Regions from separate parts of the Homo sapiens genome. Here region 1 is linked to region 2. Evidence: chromatin contacts called from ENCODE Hi-C or POLR2A ChIA-PET data. All regions are on one chromosome and are shown on one strand. The core of a region is the stretch at or near the end of the contact, and the rest is flanking DNA. Distances in the headings are between cores, read along the strand shown. Region 1 overlaps ATP8B1 (ATPase phospholipid transporting 8B1). Region 2 overlaps ATP8B1 (ATPase phospholipid transporting 8B1).

Evidence for each region. A loop is a pair of places that touch in the nucleus more often than their neighbours do. ChIA-PET counts read pairs that join two places held with the same protein, here RNA polymerase II (POLR2A). Pooled maps may share reads with other maps.
Region 1: a map of posterior vena cava shows a loop between it and region 2 (2.5-fold over the local background). The contact joins two enhancer-like sites. A Hi-C loop is called at or near these places in 3 of 168 maps with a recorded cell type or tissue (B cell, chondrocyte and posterior vena cava), 16 of 37 single-sample maps with no recorded cell type and 8 of 50 pooled maps. POLR2A ChIA-PET finds 5 or more read pairs at or near these places in 5 of 52 experiments (AG04449, MCF 10A, PC-3 and 2 more).

What each region holds. Positions count from the first base shown.
Region 1 is chr18:57,734,943-57,741,974 of GRCh38, forward strand. The region is part of intron 1 of ATP8B1 (ATPase phospholipid transporting 8B1); the gene reads right to left. LOC105372141 (a long non-coding RNA gene) reads left to right here. Exons shown (of 4, transcript XR_935524.3): 3 at 209-650; 4 at 2,820-3,732. Among named protein-coding and RNA genes, the nearest start is that of ATP8B1, 65 kb to the right of the region's middle. RefSeq lists enhancers at 2,381-2,882, 2,883-3,382. Within about 2 kb of position 2,952, at least 22 of the 41 ENCODE cell types and tissues checked have a DNase peak (open chromatin) inside an H3K27ac peak, as active enhancers do.
Region 2 is chr18:57,647,491-57,653,769 of GRCh38, forward strand. ATP8B1 (ATPase phospholipid transporting 8B1) reads right to left here. Exons shown (of 28, transcript NM_001374385.1): 25 at 4,994-5,239; 26 at 4,544-4,682; 27 at 2,877-3,007; 28 at 1-1,222. The coding sequence ends at 998. The region is part of intron 2 of ATP8B1-AS1 (ATP8B1 antisense RNA 1); the gene reads left to right. Among named protein-coding and RNA genes, the nearest start is that of ATP8B1-AS1, 20 kb to the left of the region's middle. RefSeq lists an enhancer at 2,294-2,443. Within about 2 kb of position 2,446, at least 3 of the 41 ENCODE cell types and tissues checked have a DNase peak (open chromatin) inside an H3K27ac peak, as active enhancers do.

The DNA of each region.
Region 1 (7,032 bases), core at 1,702-4,201, 88 kb after region 2:
AGAGCTCACTAAATGCTAATTAGGCAAAAACAGGAGGTAAAGAAATAGCCAATCATCTATTGCCTGATGAACTCATCTATTGCCTGATGAGGGACAAGGATCGGGATATAAACCCAGGCATTGGAGCCAGCAAGGGCAACCCCCTTTGGGTCCCCTCCTTGTATGGGAGCTCTGTTTTCACTCTATTTCACTCTATTAAATCTTGCAGCTGCACCCTTCTGGTTACCGCTAGAACTGAGCTTTCGCTCGCCGTCCACCACTGCTGTTTTGCTGCCGTCGCAGACCCGCCGCTGACTTCCATCCCTCCAATCCAGCAGGGCGCCCGCTGTGCTCCTGATCCAGGGAAGCACCCGTTGCCACTCCTGATCGCGCTAAAGGCTTGCCATTGTTCCTGCATGGCTAAGTGCCTGGTTTCGTCCTAATCAAGCTGAACACTAGTCACTGGGTTCCACGGTTCTCTTCCGTGACCCACGACTTCTAATAGAGCTATAACACTCACCGCACGGCCCAAGATTCCATTCCTTGGAATCCGTGAGGCCAAGAACCCCAGGTCAGAGAACACGAGGCTTGCCACCATCTTGGAAGTGGCCTGCCGCCATTTTGGAAGTGGCCCACCACCATCTTGGGAGCTCTGGGAGCAAGGACCCCTGGTAACACTGGCAGTACTTATACTTTCATTGGTTATACTTATAATTCCCTGGTTATATTTATACTTTCCTGGCAGTACGTATACTTTCATGGTTTATACTATTTTAAAATTATTTTTTATTAAATGGAGCCAAATTTTTTAAAAGTCATCTTTTCCACTAAATTGGCATCACCATGTTAAATCTAAATTTCCCTACTAAGTCTTTATTTTACTTTATTTTATTTTACTTTAAGTTCTAGGATACATGTGCAGAACATGCAGGTTTGTTACATAGGTATACATGTGCCATGGTGGTTTGCTGCACCCATCAACCTGTCATCTAGGTTTTAAGCCCTGCATGCATTAGGTATTTGTCCTAATACTCTCCCATTCCTTGCCCCCCCCACCCCCACCCCCAACAGGCCCCAGTGTGTGATGTTCCCCTCCCTGTGTTCATGTGTTCTCATTGTTCAGCTCCTGCTTATGAGTGAGAACATGTGGTGTTTAGTTTTCTGTTCCTGTGTTAGTTTGCTGAGAAAGATGGCTTCCAGCTTCATCCATGTCCATGGAAAGACCACGATCTCATTCTTTTTTATGGCTGCAGGGATTATTTGTTTTTGAGTTGTTTGAGTTCCTTGTATATTTCTGGATACTAGTCCTTAGTTAGATGAATGGTTTGCAAATATTTTCTCCTATTCAGCAGGAAACACTGTTGATTGCTTCCCTTGCTGAGTAGAAGCTTTTTAGTTTAATATAGTCCTATTTGTCTATTTTTGTTGTTGTTGTTGCCTGTGCTTTTGAGGTCTTAGCCATAAAATCTTTGCCTAGACCAATGTCCTAAAACATTTTCCCTATGTTTTCTTCTAGTATAAAGTTTTACTAGTTTTTTTTTTTTTTTTTTTTTTTTGAGAGAAGGGTTTCACTCTGTCACTCAGGCTAGAGTGTAGTAGGACAATCATAGCTCATTGCAGCATTGAACTCTTGGGCTCAAGGAATCTTCCTACCTCAGCATCCCAAGTAACTGGGACTACCAGTGCATGCCACCATGCCTATTTTTTTTTTTTTTTTTTTGTAGCGATGGGATCTCACTGCATTGTCCAAACTGGTCTTGAATTCCTGGGTCAAGTGATCCTCCAGGCTTGGGCTCCCAAAGTGCTAGGATTATAGGTGTGGTCCCATTTAAGTCTTTAATCCATCTTGAGTTGACTTTTGTGTATGGTGAGAGACAGGGGCCCAGTTTCATTCTTTAGCATGTGGGGATTTATTTCTGGGTTCCCTATTCTGTTCCATTGGTTTATGTGTCTGTTTTTAGCCCATATTATGTTTTGGTTACTACAGCCTTGTTATATATATATGTATCAAGGTGACTGTGAAGGTACTATATGGAAACATTTTTTATTGTTGTAAAATATATGTACATAAAATTTACCATTTTAGCCATTTTGTTTTGTTTTTCTCATTGCAGCCTCCTGGGCTCAAGCAATTCTCCCACCTCAGCCTCCTGAGTAGTTGAGACTATAGGTATAAGCCACTACATCTGACTAATTTTTGTGTTTTTAGAAGAGACAGGGTTTTGCCATATTGCCTAGGCTGGTCTCAAACTTCTGGGCTCAAGTAATCTACCTGCCTCAGCCTCCCAAAGTGCTGGGATTACAAGCATGAGCCACCACGCCAGGCTTTGTTTCTCCCTACTTTTATTTTTTTTTTAATTTCTTAAAGCTGTACCATTGGAGAATTTTAACTTTTTGTTTGTTGGTTGGTTTTCTTTCTCTTATTATTGTTATTTTTTTTTTGCATCTCAGATGACACAAACCACTGTTTGTTTCCTGAGACATGGTTTCACTCTGCCACCGAGGCTGCAGTGCAGTGGCATGATCCTAGCTCACTACACTCTCAAATCTGAGGGCTCCAGCAATCCTCCTACCCTGCTCCCCAGCCTCCCTAGTAACTAGGACTAGAAGCATGAGCCACCATGCCTGGCTTTTTTTTTCTTTCTTTTCTTTCTTTCTTTTTTTTAAAGAGATAGGCTCTCCCTATGTTCCTCAGGCTGGTCTCAAACTCCGGGCCCCAAGCAATCCTCCCACCTCAGCTTCCTTTTAGCCCTTTTCAAGTGTAGGGTTCTGTGGCATTAAGTGCATTTATACAAACATTTTGTAAGTTATCCTTTTCATCATTGCTTCCAAACTGCCAGGCATCTGGATATTAAGACTGTCTCCAGCCCTTTGAGGTTGAGAGAGGAAGCAAGCACGGAGGAATGGATTTGACAACCCACATGTCCGTGACTCAAAGCAAGCAAGGCCTTGCACAACCAACTCGCCACCCACACAATCTGCACAGTCTCAGTGAGAAAGCAGGAGCAGGGAGCTCTCCGCTGAGAGTGAAGAAATGTCCTCAACTCGACTTCTCTGCAGTGTGCATGTGTGTGAAACACAGACACACACGGGAGGAATTTGGCTCTGTCATTTTAGTGTACCAAAGAAAAAAAAACAGGGAGAAATCACTTGTTTGAAGCCCTAAATGACATAAGGAAGATTTTCCCAGATCTAAATAATGATCCCTAAGGTCAGGTGCTGTGTATGGTATGGATTTGGAAACTTCATAATGTCTCTGACCACCACTCCAGGACACTGCAGACAGGTGTGCATTTACTCAGCATCCAGTAAACACCTGCAAGGTGCAGAGTACTACACTAGGCACAGGGAACAGAGCTACTGACTGACTGCCAGAGTTTCGAAGAATACAGATAAGTCAACTATTAAAGCTAGGAAACAGACCGGATGCGGTGGCTCACGCCTGTAATCCCAGCACTTTGGAAGACCGAGGCGGGTGGATCAACTGAGGTCAAGAGTTCAAGACCAGCCTGCCAACATGGTGAAACTCCGTCCCTATTAATAATACAAAAAAATTAGCTGGGCATGGTGGCACATGCCTGTAATCCCAGCTATTCGGGAGGCTGAGGCAGGAGAATTGCTTGAACCCAGGAGGCTGCAGTGAGCTGAGATCGCGCCATTGCACTCCAGCCTGGGCAACAAGAGCGAAACTCTGCCTCCAATAAATAAATAAATAAAATAAAATAAAATAAAATAAAGCCATAAAACAGTAAAGCCAGTCGTTTTTGCCTCAAATACTCCTCCAATTCATCACCTCCTCTCTATCTCCATGGCCACCATCATCTCTCCCTGGAAATGCTGCGAGATCCCTCTAACTAGACTTTCCACAATTAACTTCCACATGACCACCAAAGGCATGCCATTCTCCTGCTTACACCCTTCCTGGGTGTTATGGATTGAATTATGGCCCCCGAAGTCATATGTTGAAGCCATAACACCCCTCAATGTGACTACATGGAGAGAGGTCCTTTAAGGAGGTAGTTAAGGTTAAATAAGGTCATCAGATGGGGCCCTAATCCAATAGGACTTGTGTATTTTATTTTTATTATTTTTTAGACTCAGTTTCGCTCTGTTGCCCAGGCTAGAGTGCAGTGGCATGATCTCAGCTCACTGCAACCTCCACCTCCCTGCTTCAAGCGATTCTCCTGCCTCAGCCTCTCAAGTAGCTGGGATTACAGGTGCCCGCCATGACACTCAGCTAATTTTTTTGTATTTTCAGTAGAGACAGGGTTTCTCCTTGTTGGTCAGGCTGGTCTCGAACTTCTGACCTCAGGTGATCCGCTCACCTTGGCCTCCCAAAGTGCTAGGATTACAGGCATGAGCCACCATGCCTGGCCAATTTCTTATTCGTTAGGTCTCAACTTCAGTGTCCTCTTCCACTCATGGTATTGAGCAGGATTCTGCCCTCCTCTTCCTGCTACCACTGGCCCCCTTGAGCACCTACATTTCTGTTTCCTTCCTAACACTTATCATGATTTGTAAACATGCATTTGCTTTCATTTATCTGCCTTTCCCACCAGACCATAAACTCTACAAGAACAGATTGGTCTGTGAATACTCAGTGCCTACTACACAGTTGACACTGAAAGATCTGGGGAAAGAGCAAATCAACTTTCAATAAAGTCTTCAAGGGCTCAGAGAGTTGTCTTACACCAAAGTTCTTTACCACCTTTACACAGGTCACACCTACCACATGGTAACAGATTCACAAAGTCATTGGACTAGGGATGAAAGATTGAGGGCAATGATGGGAGAAAACAGCAACAGTTAAGGTCAGAAGTCATACAAGATGAAACTTTTTAGGAGTCTGAGTCATTTGAGGCCATCCAAAAACCATTGTCCAAGATTTTACCATGTACGCAAAACCAAACCAGCCCTCTAGTAGGGTACTGAAGATATCAAAGGTGAGGACCAATCTTTCTTGTCCATCACTAGCACCTACCAGAGTCTGGCATATAGGAGGCTCGTTTGTTTCTGTACTTAGGAGGCTTATAGTCTAGACAAGAATTGGCAAATTGCAGCCCATGGGCCAAATTCGGCCCACTACCTATTTTTTTAGATAAAGTTTTATTAGAATGCACCCTTACTCATTACTGACATACCGGCTATGGTAGTTTTGTTTTTTGTTTTGTTTGTTTGTTTGTTTTGAGATGGAGTTTTGCTCTTGTTGCCCAGACTGGAGTTCAATGGCGCGATCTCAGCTCACTGCAACCTTCGTCTCCTGGGTTAAAGCAATTATCCTGTCTCAGCCTCCTAAGATGCTGAGATTACAGGTGTAAGCCACCACGCCTGGTCCTTCATCATTTTTTTTTAATGGCTTTTAAAGTTCACAAGAAGAAAGACTATTTCCGAAATCTGTTTTTCCTCATTTTGTTTATTATTATTATTAAAGACAATGCTGTAAAATATTTAACATATCGTAATATATAATAAGTATGAATTATATTTCTATATGTTCTATGCTATACGTGTTTCTTATTATATGTTCCATACTAAATATAAATTACTACTCTAAGATGGCCCCCAGTGATCCCACCTTTTGGTGTTCACATCTTTAATTTCCTGTGAGTGTGGCATACACATGAGGTGGTTTGCTTCTTTTTTCTTCCTTTTTTTTTTTTTTTTTGGTTGTTGATTCAAGTTCTTGCTCTGTCACCTAGGCTGGAGTACACTGGGGTGATCAAGCTCACTGCAGCCTCAATCTCCCAGGCTCAAGTGATCCTCCTGCCTCAGCCTCCTAAGTAGCTGAGACTAAAGGTGTGCACCATCACACCCAGCTAATTTTTTTGGTTTTTAGTAGAGATGAGGTCTTGCTAGTTTGCTCAGGATGCTCTTGAACTCCTGAGGTCAAGCAATCCTCCCTCCTTGGCCTCACAAAATACTGGGATTACAGGCATGAGCTACCATATCCAGCCCCTTTTCCTTCTTTCTTCTTCTTCATTTTCTTTTTTTTAAAATAAGCCTGAGTTCCTGAACCTTGCTGCTTTATTTTTTGAGATGGAGTCTTGCTCTGTTGCCCAGGCTGGAGTACAGTGGCGCGATCTTGGCTCACTGCAACCTCCACTTCCCTGGTTCAAGCAATTCTCCTGCCTCAGCCTCCCAAGTCACGGGGATTACAGGCGTGCACCACCATGCCAGGCTAATTTTTTGTATTTTTAGTAGAGACAGGGTTTCACCATGCTGGCCAGGCTGGTCTTGAACTTCTGATCTTGGGATCCACCCACCTTGGCCTCCCCAAGTGCTGGGATTACAGGCATGAGCCACTGTGCCCAGCTTGAACCTTGCTTCTAACCAATAGAATATGGCGCAGGTAATGGGATGTCACTTCCATGATTAGGTTATAAAAAACCATGACTTCTTGTTGCCAGCCAACTCTTTCCCCTTCCTTGCTTTGGTGAAGCAGCTGCCCTATGGAGAGGCTCACATGGCAAGATGTGAAGTTAGCATTGACCAACAGCCAGCAGGGACTGGAGCCCTCAGTCCAATAGTCCTTAAGGAATGCAGTGAATTTTGCAATCACTACATGAACTTGAAAGCAGATCCTTCCTCAGTCCTGCCTTCAGATGAGACATCAGCTGGGCTGGCACCTTAATTGTAGCCTTGTGAGAAATCCTAATACGGAGAACCCAGTTAAGCTGTGCTCAGACACTTGATTCATGGAAACTGTGAGATAATAAATGCGTGTTGGTTTAAGCTGTTAAGTTTTGGAGTAGCTTGTTACACAGCAATCGACAACCAATACACATACCATTAGTCACAAGCAGTAATTCTAGGGTCAGGCACTCAATGTAGCCACTATTATTTCCAAGTTATTCCAAAGAGCCCCCATCTAAAAGGTAGCAGAAATCTTCTCTATTTTCCTAGTTAGTCCAGACACATGCCACACCCTGTTTGGAGTCTGCCCAGTATTCTTTTATTTACTTATTTGAGACAGAGTCTCACTCTGTCACCCAGGCTGGAGTCCAGTGGTGTGATCTCAGCTCACTGCAACCTCTGCCTCCCAGGTTCAAATGA
Region 2 (6,279 bases), core at 1,196-3,695:
ATAAGTCATTTGTCATTACTATAAATTTTAAAATCTGTTAATAAGATGGCCTATAGGGAGGAAAAAGGGGCCTCTGGGAAATTATGCTGAAGATCACCGAAAGGAAAATGTAACTGTAATTTTATAATACAATACCATTTGAACTGAAATACAACATGCTTTGTAATTCTATTGCCCTGGATTGAGACTGGATTAAAACGTTCCCTTTCAACCATAATGTACATAACCAGTTGAATAATAGGACTTTTATTATTATTAAAAAATTTTTTTTGAGCTGGTGTCTCACTCTGTTGCTCAGGTTGGAGTGCAGTGCCACGATCTCGGCTCACTGGAACCTCCACCTCCCAGGTTCAAGCGATTTCCAGCTAATTTTTGTATTTTTAGTAGAGATGGGGTTTCACCATGTTGGCCGGGCTGGTCTCCTGACCTCAAGTGATCCACCTGCCTTGGCCTCCCAAAGTGCTAGGATGACAGGCATGAGCCACCATGCCCGGCCTATTTTTAAATTTTTCTTAAGACAGAGTCTTGCTCTGTCACCCAGGCTGGAGTGCAGTGGCGCAATCTCGGCTCACTGTAACCTCCATCTCCCAGGTTCAAGCGATTCTTCTGCTTCAGCTTCTCAAATAGGTGGGATTACGGGTGCCCACCACCAAGCCCGGCTAATTTTTAATTTATGGTAGAGACAGGGTTTCACCATGTTGGCTGGGCTGGTCTCGAACTCCTGGCCTCAGGTGATCTCCCCTCCTCAGCCTCCTAAAGTGCTGGGATTACAGACCTGAGCCACCACGCCCGGCCGAATAATAGGACTTTTAAAAGTCCTATTTCTTGGCTCTGCTATTGTTTAATAGTCCAACCCAAGGAGTTTGTTATAAAGATTATTTATTGTCTTCAATATCTTTGTGATGAATGCAATTCACACACACACACAAAGTCCTGAGAGTCTTTCATAAAAAAATAGACGTGCTTTGTGGCCGCATCCCAGCCTGGGGGTAAGGGATCAGCTGTCCCCGGTGCGCCTGTACTCCGCGGTGCCATCCGCCACGATGGCATCAAGCGGCGAGCGCTTCTTGCGGATGCTGCGCCCGGAGGAGATGAGGTCCGCGTAGCCCCGCTGGTGCGAGAAGGCGTAGGCCGAGCGCCGCGTTGACACGCCCCGGCGGAACACCTGCTGCCGTCGCTGCCACTGCTCCTCCGCCTTCAACCGCTTGCGATGCTTCTGGATCTGCAAGGGGGAGAGATGGGGAGGGATGAAAATAAGATCCACACCAGGGAGGAGGCCTGGCCAGACGGTTGACAGAAATGAACACTGATGAACTCCCCTGACACCTGCCCCATTTTGATGCAGGCAGTTCTGTCCCCACTTGTGTGTGTGTGTGTGTGTGTGTGTGTGTGTGTGTATGTGTGTCTATATCTTTTTTTTTGTTTTTGAGACAGTCTCGCTCTGTCACCCAGACTTGAGTGCAATGGCACGATCTTGGCTCACTGCAACCTCTGCCTCCCAGGTTCAAGCGATCCTCCTGCCTCAGCCTCCTGAGTAACTGGGGTTACAGGCACGCACTGCCACACCCGTCTAATTTTTGTATTTTTAGTGGAGACAGAATTTCACCATGTTGGCCAGGCTGGTCCTGACCTCAAGTGATCTGCCTGCCTCGGCCTCCAAAAGTTCTGGGATTACAGGCATGAACCACAGTGCTTGGCTATATCTATCTATCTATCTATCTATCTATCTATATCGACATATATATATGATGATATAAATCTATATCCATCTCTCTATATCTATACATAGATTGATTGATCAATCGATCTACCTACCTACCTACCTGGAGATATATATTGAAGCCAAGGGAAGGTTATTTAACTTTTCCAAGGTCACACAGCTAGAAAATGCAAAGCCAAGATTCCCACTCCTCTGAAGCTAGTGCCCTTTTCTAGTTCAGACCAGATGGGTACAGTCAAAGAGAAAATTCAGTAGGGCCTCTTTCCTGGGTTGTTACTGCATACTGTTGGCACTGCAAAAGGGAGACCCGAGGGATACTGAAGGTTGCCTCAGTAGCCTCTACTCTCTCCTTCTTTCTAATGGAAATTGATTGTATTCAGATTGCCCCCCCCAACCCCTCACAGCCACATTTCTCATGGGCGGTGGGCAGGTTGATTTCCCTTGCTAAACTAGTCCAGAATGGGCAAGTGACCTAATTTTGGCACGTGAGACCTGAGGGCACTGTACTGGGGCCCTTGGGTGAGAAGTTCCACGGCCCCTAAGGAGCTACAGAATAGGCTCTTATCTCCCCCCGACACTGATAGGTCAGGAAGTGATACCCAGAACTGCTCTGGCCATCTTCCAGCATCCATATGAAGCTAATAATGAAGGTTTCTGAGAGAAGAGATGGCAAGAACCAGCCCAATCCTTTCTTGACAACATTAAATTGCTCAATCAACTGGGCCTGAAGCCTACTAATGATTAATGATGACGCACTACTGTAGAGATGTTTTGAGTCACAGCTTTCTGTTCCTTGTAGCTCAAAGGATCCTGCTACAGAAGGTGACATTTTTCTTAAATAAAGAAAAAAAACCCAATCTGATTTGTATGACAAAATGTTAATACTGTAATTGTTAAACTGAGGAGATAGATATATGGGGCTCATTCTGTTCTCCCTTTTTTGTTTATGTTTGGTAATTTTTGTATTAAAAAGCAAGCACACTAAACTCCCAATTCCAAAAGACTTATTTGTGAGATAGAGTTAAAGAGAAGCAATCATGAAAAATCATTCTTACCAAACTTCCCATGAGCTTAGAATTTTGCAGGAAACGTGCTGTTGGGAAACGCTTTGGTTTCTGTGAGGGACAGAGTTGGGAAAGGACTATATTCTTTATACCTTATCACTTTCTGATGGCCAGATGGTCATTGACAGGAATCGAATGGCAACGACGGGTAGTAAGCACACAGCAACAGCCAGGATGATAGTTAACCAAATGTATGGCTGTCTCAGAGCGTTTGAAGCTGTGCCTGTAAAGAACATGGCAAATGCATCACTGTGGTTCTTTTTTCCTAAGAACATAGTTAATATTTCGCCAGGTGTGGTGGCTCATGCCTGTAATCCTAACACTTTGAGAGGCCAAGGTGGGTGGATTGCCAGAGCTCAGGAGTTCGAGACCAGCCTGGGCAACATGGTGAAACCCCGTCTCTACTAAAATACAAAAAATCAGCCGGGCATGGTGGTGTGCACCTGTAGTCCCAGCTACTCAGGAGACAGCAGAATTGCTTGAACCCGGAAGGCGGAAGTTGCAGTGAGCCGAAATTGTGCCACCGCACTCCAGCCTGGGTGATAAAGCAAAACTCTGTCTCAAAAATAAAAAATAAAATAAAAAAAAGAACATAGTTAATATTTCATAATCTATAAATAGATCATTTATGGTAAAGTTTTACAACTGGATTGGCCTCCCCAAAATATCCATTATGGCTCAAAGAACAGACATTTTAAAATCAGACTAAGCAAAGCAAAATTGGGAAGGTAAATTATTTGAAACAAGGCAAATTTACATAAGTGAGCAAATAAGGAAAAAAAGCACATTTGTTGACATTGCATTGATTAAAAATGCAAAGTTAGGTGATCAAGACTTCTGACTTTTTTTTGAGATAGGGTCTCACTCTGTTACCCACGTTGGAGTGCAGTGGCGTGATCATGGCTCACTGCAGCCTCAACCTCCTGGGCTCAGGTGTCCTCCTACCTTAGCCTCCTGAATAGCTGGGACTACAGGTGTGCGCCACCACGCTTGGCTAATTTTTGTATTTTTTGTAGAGATGGGGTTTCACCATGTTGCCCAGGCTGGTCTCAAACTCCTGAGCTCAAGTGATCCACCCATATTGGCCTCCCAAAGTGCTGGGATTACAGGCGTGAGCTACCACATCTAGCCCCAGTATTAGGTTTTATGGGAAAGAAAGAATAGGCTTTTATCCAGCCTTTTAAGTCTTAAGTTATCTAATTCAACACACGTACAGCGCTATTGTAAAGCTATTTTAATTTGTCTTCCTCCCATCATGTTATGCCCTTTCAACCCACCATCACCATTTAATTTCCAGACAAGACATTAATTTTCACTAGCAATAATAATTTGTATATATTTGTTTTGTTGTGCTTTGTTTTTTTTGTTTTTTTTTTGAGACAGGGTCCCGCTCTGTCACCTGGGCTAGAGTACAGCAGTGCCATCACGACTCACTGTAGCCTCAACGTCCCAGGTCAAGCAATCCTCCCACTTCAGCCTCTCCAGTAGCTAGAACTACAGGCATGTGCCACCATGCCTGGCTAATTTTTTTGTATTTTTTGTAGAGATGGGGTTTAGCCATGTTGTCCAGGCTGGTCTTGAACTGCTGGGCTCAAGCAATCCACTTGCCTCGGCCTCCCAAAATGCTGGGATTACAGGTGTGAGCCACTGTGCCCAGCCATTCCACCTTGTATATTTTATTACTTAACAGAAGTTATGTCAAAATCTAAACTAATGACATTTGTCTGTACATTTATTTTTGGAATTTGGAAATACCAACCTGTAAATTGAAATGCAGATGGAAAGAGAACATGTATTCCAGCACTATGAAAGTCAAACATGATGCCAAAATAAAGTGCAATGCTTCCAAAAATTGAAAAAGCATTCACAAAAGTCCAATAAGAAGTATCCAAGCCAATCTGTTGGGAAACCAGAGAAAAACAGAGCACTCATTTTGGGGAGTTAGCAAGAAATAAAGGATCTAACAATCCTGAAAACAGAATTCAGCAAGTTAGGCATGATGTGGCTTGAATACTGGACCAGAAACTAAACCATCCTTGACTCAGGCAAGAAATAGAAAATGTGCTTGGTATAAGAGATGAAAATAGCATTTATATTTTGTAAGTGGCACAGGTGCAGTGGGAGTCAGGTGGATGTGCATGCCACCCTATATACAGAAATATAAGTAGGTACCAATAGACACTGAATACGGCCAATGAAAGCCACGTACCTGGAAATTGACTGTTATTACAAGAGCAGAGGCAATGGTGACGGCAAAAGACTGGTAGTCGGAAGGTGCCTCTCCATCCTGCCCTACGGTTTGCAGATAAGCTCCAAGAGGTATGAAGAAGAGGATCATCGATGTTAGGACCCCATGCAACAAGCTTACAAAGAATCTCTTATAGTTGAATAGTAAGTCTCTTTGTCCCACTATGTATAACCCAGGGAATCGGAGGCTCAGTTTGTCACTCACATCCTTAAGGAGAAAACAAAATGATGGTATTTTATTCATCAGGTCAAAGCAGTCAGAGATATGTTATAATTAATATCTCACAAAAAGTTGCAGCCTGCTGTTAAATTTTAGGAAGGCAAAAACTGAACAAGATAATCGATCAATCCTGCAATATTTGTGGTGTGCAGAGCTCAACCTCATTGCTTAGACCACCATTACTTAATATTTAATTCAGAGAAGGGCTAGGTATAAGTTTATTACTTTGCTACTTATGGAAAGAAAACAAATTAGTAATGTCCAAAAATATGTAGGGAGGCTACTGTTTTTACCTCCTGAGTGAATATATATTGTTGCAAATCCTTTGGGAAAAAATTTTCTCATACAAGTTGATGAGTTAATTATAAATTATTACTTTTTAGTCTTTATAGTGCTTCTTTCTTTTTAAGAATTGGTATTAGATAAAAATATGCACTAGCTACATAAATTTTGGAAAGGATTTAAACTGACTTTAAAATGAGTAAATTATTATTGTGGAGACATATTGGACTCTCGGGTGCCTTTTTTTCCTTTTCTTTTCTTTTTTTTTTTTTTTTTTTGGAGACAGGGTCTCACTTTGTTGCCCAGCCCGGAGTGCAGTGGCACAAACACAACTCACTGCAGCTTCAACCTTCCAGGCTCAAGCGATCCTCCCACCTCATCCTGCCAAGTAGCTGGGACTTCACAGGTGTGCACTACCATGCCCACAATTTTTAAATTTTTCTGTAGAGATGGGGTCTCCCTATGTTGCCAGGGCTGGTCTCAAACTCCTGACCTGAAGCAATTTGCCTGCCTCAGCCTCCTAAAGTGCTGGGATTACAGGCATGATCCACCATGCCCTGCCTTCAGGTATCTTCATAGTAAGCTCTTACTGTCTAAAAGGAACATAACAAATATGTGTGCCAATGAATTCAACCCAGTCACAGAAATCCTCTTTTCTCTTTTTTTTTTTTTTTTTTTTTGTCTTAGAGATGGGGTCTCACTTTATTGCCCAGGCTAGACTTGAACACCTGGGCTCAAGTCATACT